Regions from separate parts of the Homo sapiens genome. Here region 2 is linked to region 1. Evidence: chromatin loops called from intact Hi-C (ENCODE). Cell type or tissue: mucosa of descending colon. All regions are shown on one strand. Region 1 overlaps MGLL (monoglyceride lipase). Region 2 overlaps MGLL (monoglyceride lipase).

Region 1 (2,500 bases):
TCTGGTCTCTGTTTCTCTAGTTTTGTCACGTGAAGAACATTACATCAGTGGAATCATGCAGTGTGGAATATTTGGGGACTGACTCTGGTCCCTATTGAATGAATGGGCTCATGTTCTGGGCTTGGGCCTGGTTTGGGAGGAAGGGGCCTGGCTATCTCCTTCCTGGGAGCCACAAGCCACATTCCTAGGACTTTTGGTGGATTGAGATCTTAAGCTGTCAAAAAATCAAGGCCATTGTGCTTGTGCCAGAACTGCCACTTGAGGGGAGGGTTTGGCCCCTCTGTGCCTCAGTCTCCCCATGTGGTACAGCCCTCCCCAACCTCCTGGTCCCAGTTTCCCTCTGCCCCTCACCTCCGGTCCAGGCTGTGGTTCACATCAGGGGCCTGCTCTTTCTCTGACACATCTGGTGGCTGGGCCCCAGGCCCAGAATAGGCCATTGTGTAAACAGGGCCTACGTGATCAAGACATGGAAAACGAAGCCAAGAGCAGGAAGCCGCTTGGGCCGTCAGTGCAATTAAACTCAGAAGCAGAGTCCCCGAGCGCCTGCTGTGCCCAGGACACTTGGGGTCAGCGGGGCAAAGCAGCAGGCCTGCTGCAGGAAGAAGGTGGTTGTAAGACATCGCTAGCAACAGGGGCGAGGGTGTGGCCCCCACCCCACAGGTCCCATGGGAGCCCTGGAGACAGCATGGGATGGGGTGGTGGCCCAGCCCAGGGCACCGCCAGCCTGCTGGAACCCATACCCCCAACAACAGCAGCTTAACCAAGAGAGGGGGTGACTTCTTGGCATCAGGACACCCATCTTGTTGCTCTAGCTTCCAGGGGCGAACCTTGTCCACACGGCCCTGACTCTTTCTGTGGGGCAAGGAGAAAATAAGCCGTCAACCCAGAATGTGCACACAGCCCCTGCCTGCTTTCTATTGGCCAGAACGTGGTCATGTGACCACACCTAGCTGCAAGGGAGACTGGGAAATGTAGTCTCTATTCTGAGCAGTTGTGTACCGAAGGAAACATCAAGGTTCTGTAGGGCAGAACAAGAATTGGGGCAACTAACAGCAGGCAGGTTGACAAGCCTCTCTGTGCCTTAGTTTCCTCCTCTGTGTAGTGGAGAGAATGAGAGCAATTCCTCATACAGGGGAGTTATGGAGGCCCAGTGAGTTACTGCATGCAAAAACACTTAGTGCCGGGCAGACAGCCAGAGCTCAGATGTAGCTATTATTACTTTTATTACTCAATGAGACCCTGCATGTCGCAGCCCTGCACAGGCTGGTAGATGGCGCTGCTGTTGGTGACTCCAAGCCCCAGGCTCTTTTGCGGGCCCTACAGCCCTCCTTCCCTCAGGGCTCCTGGCTGACCCTGGGGAAGCACCCCCTGTGGTTGGGCCTGGCCATGGGCCCCCATGAACTGCCCTGCCAGTCCCGTGTCCTCTCAGGCTCCGAGCAGATGGCCCGGCCCAGCAGGACTCATGCCAGCTCAGCTGCAGGAAGTGGCTAATCTGTCTCGTGTGGATTTACACAAATGGTCTGGTTTTTGGTGCTCAGTCCCCAGCATGGGAAGGAATCCAGGGATGGCAGGGGTGACTGCAGGACAGCCTCTCCCACTTGGTGTGGTCCAGAATTCTGGCCGAGGCCTTGTAGGGGTGGCAGCAGAAGGGGTGTAGCTCAGTTCTTGGAAATGCTGAGTCCTAGCACAGTGGGCACCCTGGTTGCCCGGGGAGCAGCTGGCAGCATGTTCCTTCCTCGTCCCCACATGCTCTCTGACCCTCACCCAGTCCTCACCACGTGGCCCCTCCCCAACCCACCAAGAACCCACTGGCAAGGATGACAAACATGAATGAAGAAGCATCATGGGGCCGGGCGCGGTAGCTCATGCCTATAATCCCAGCACTTTGGGAGGCCGAGGCGGGTGGATCACCTGAGGTCAGGAGTTTGAGACCAGCCTGACCAACATGGCAAAACCCCGTCTGTACTAAAAATACAAAAATTAGCTGGGTGTGATGGCCGGCGCCTATAATCCCAGCTACCTGGGAAGCTGAGGTAGCAGAATCACTTGAACCCTGGAGGCAGAGGCTGCAGCGAGCCAAGATCGTATCACTGCACTCCAGCCTGGGTGACAGAGGGAGACTCCGTCTCAAAAAAAAAAAAAAAAAAAAAAAAAAAAAAAAAAAGAAGCATCAGGGGCTCACTCCTGCCCTCTATGGGCCTGAGAGATTCCTAGAAACTTCTCCCCGATCCTGTAGGGCAGATGCTAGAGAGATCAGGGCAGTGGAGCCTGAGCTGTCTTTATGGAGGCAGGAAGAGTGAAGCCAGAAACCCAGACAGGCCAGGGAGAGCAAGGACAGGGGAGAGAGCAGCCCCTTGAAAGGCAAGATCCACAGGGTGGTGGTTGAGGAGAGAGGACCCACATCCCGTAGAGGGGGAGAGTTGGCCTTGGGCACAGCCTGTCAGGGCGTCTGACCACCCTGTGTAGCCCTGAGGGGCACGGAGGCCGAGCCCACCCCAGC
Region 2 (2,500 bases), 120 kb before region 1:
ATTCAGCCAACCAAGTGGCTCTCAGTCCATAGAAAGACGTCTAGAAGTTAACTGTGAGAATTCCTTACCCATGAGCTCAGGTGAGGGAAGGGTGCGGTCTGAAAACATTGTGCAATATGATGACTTAGACTCCAAAAATATCCTCATTTGACACTGGATGACCAGGAAGGCTGGAGAGCAGGCTGTAATTATATGATTGTACAACTCTGACCCCTGCCAGGCAGTGAGTTCAAGGCATGGAGCAGACCATATTTGCTGTTCATCTGCAAGGCCCGGCATGAAGGAGGTGCTGAGTAGAGGGTTACCGAGTGGACACATCTCACTCTCATCTTTCCTCAGTGCTAGTCCATCCACCGGCTCATGCCACTTGGCCTTCCTGGCAGCCCCTCAACTCTGGAGAGCTGGCCCACTTTCTTTTCTGTAGCTTCTGTTATGATGATAAAAACTGGTGTATTGAAGGAACTGGCTTAAAGTGTGATTGTCCCTCCCTCGCTGATGTCCCAAGACACACGACTGGGAGGCCAGCCCTCCCCACTTCCTCCAGAGCCCTGCCCTCACACCTCCAGTAAGTGCCTCCTCCTTTAAATCTCTGTTTAGCATTTTGTTCCAAATTCCCCTGCATTTATGGAGACCTTCTGGAACATAAGCCCTTTCTCTGAACCTTACTGGCCTTGCCTTCTAGTCCTTTCTTGCCTCAGACCTCGGTCACGTGGCTTTTCTCTCCAGGAACTTTGTAGTCACCCCTCACCATGGCTCCCTCCTCTCCCACCTGGCCAGCTCCACCGGTCTGAGCTGCCTCGGGGCCAGGGTGCAGCCTGCATGGTTTTCAGGATTTTCCCGTCGGTGACATGGAGCTAGGTGCTGCAAGGGGAACACAGGCCGTGGATGGACTAGCAAGGGAGATTTGGCATTGTTTCTGGAACCTGCCCAAGTCCTCAGAACTGTGGCCGCTTTCAGTGGATCTAGAACCAATAAGACAGGGCTCCTCCCTCCTGCAGTTCCTTCCCTTGCTCCCGGGAGTGGGGCTCAGTGATGGTCCCCATCACAGCCCTCCCGTTCTAGGCCCATGTTGACCCCTTTCTCCATGAAGCCTTCACTCTCTGTGTGTGTCTACAGCAATGGGCAGTGCCATCCTCGGGCACTTCCCCCATCTATGCCAGTTTACCTGGAGGAGAGGCCATGCCCTGAGGCCTGGGTAGATTTAAGTGATAGAGAACATCCCCCCTTCTTGCGTCCTCGTAATATCCTCCTCACATCAGCCCCCAGCCAGACACGGGTGTGGCACCTGTGGCTCTGGGAAATAAGGGCCCCTCCCAGCCATCTGGATCCATCCGGAGGTGAACAATTTTCACCATTTGCTTGCACATAATTCCATCCCCACGGCCTTCCTGAGACTTTGTCCTCAAAGGTGGGACTGGCTTTTCCTTCCCCGCCCTTAGGTTTTCTAATCAGGTTGTCAGCCGGCTGTTGAGTGCTTTCTTTCCCCCACCCCCTGCTTTGGGTGTTTGTTCAGTGTTCCAGGAAACCTTCTGCAGGTCCTGTTTTCATCTTTGAGTGTAGAAGGGAGTGTGAATTTCCATCTCCCCAGGCCGCAGCTGCTGAACCCTGTAGCCCTTCTGAACTCACGCCACCTGCGACTAGGTGTTCCCGCATCACCAGCCAGCTGGTTTAGCGCAGATGCTCCCTGGGGTCAGCTAAATCACACAGCTTATTGTCCCTTCAAGTGGCCATTTTGAACCCCACTCTGTCAGTCTCTGCAGGGGTGAGGACGGCCTGGCTCCTGCTCAGCGCCCCTCGCATGCAGCTCTGTGGCTACCCCATACGGCTCCTTGCTCTCCTCTCCCAGGATCCAAAGCAGCGATTCATTCAGCAAATACTTCCTTATTGACGTCTACATGGTCCTTGGGCGCCAGGGTGGGGAAAGGGTGGCAAAGATCATGCATCTGATGAAGGGGTGGGATGGACCAACACACGGATAATTATAATATGATGCAGCCAGGACCTAGAGGCAGGGCTGCTGCTATGCCACGCAGAGCCTTTGTGCAAATTAGACAGAGGTGCCCACTGGGCAGAGGCTGCCCCATGAGTTGGTGAGCAGAGTGTGGGCTGGGTCGCAGCTCCTACTTGCCCTTCTGTCCTGTGTCCTGGATGGTGTTCCACCCTCGGAAAGGGCACGTGGGGGAGAGGACCCAAACACAAAAGCATGAGCCAAAGGGTGGGTGTAGGGGCCCCAGCTTTGTATCCAAATAACCAGCTAGATGGAGAGGTTCATAGTAATATAGGCGCAAGGCAAAGAAGGCCGCGTCATGGCAAAGACGTAGCACCGCGTGTTAGCAGGAGATGGAGAGATGAACATGGACTGTACCTGAGGATGCATGGGCAGCAGAGGGAGAAGGAGGGTGACTCCCAGGTGTCTCTGGAGTGATGGCAGAAGGAGCTGGTGTTATTGAGGGTGTGGGAATGTGGGATTCTCCTTCACAGCACACACCTTTAATGTATT

What was found. Peaks named below come from ENCODE experiments on the same cell type or tissue, not always from the same donor. Only the 100,000 strongest peaks of a DNase experiment are listed, where the experiment ranks them.
Region 2: a loop joins it to region 1, with 2.5 times the contacts of the local background. A loop is called at or near these places in 72 of 110 quality-filtered maps.

What each region holds. Positions count from the first base shown.
Region 1 is chr3:127,696,061-127,698,560 of GRCh38, reverse strand. The region is part of intron 6 of MGLL (monoglyceride lipase); the gene reads left to right. Among named protein-coding and RNA genes, the nearest start is that of ABTB1, 24 kb to the right of the region's middle. In mucosa of descending colon, no CTCF peak of the experiment used is centred here; DNase peaks (open chromatin) are centred at 500, 908, 1,370 and 2,490.
Region 2 is chr3:127,815,311-127,817,810 of GRCh38, reverse strand. All of the region lies in intron 2 of MGLL (monoglyceride lipase), which reads left to right. Among named protein-coding and RNA genes, the nearest start is that of MGLL, 6.0 kb to the left of the region's middle. RefSeq lists an enhancer at 1-464. In mucosa of descending colon, no CTCF peak of the experiment used is centred here; DNase peaks (open chromatin) are centred at 793, 1,290, 1,596 and 1,910.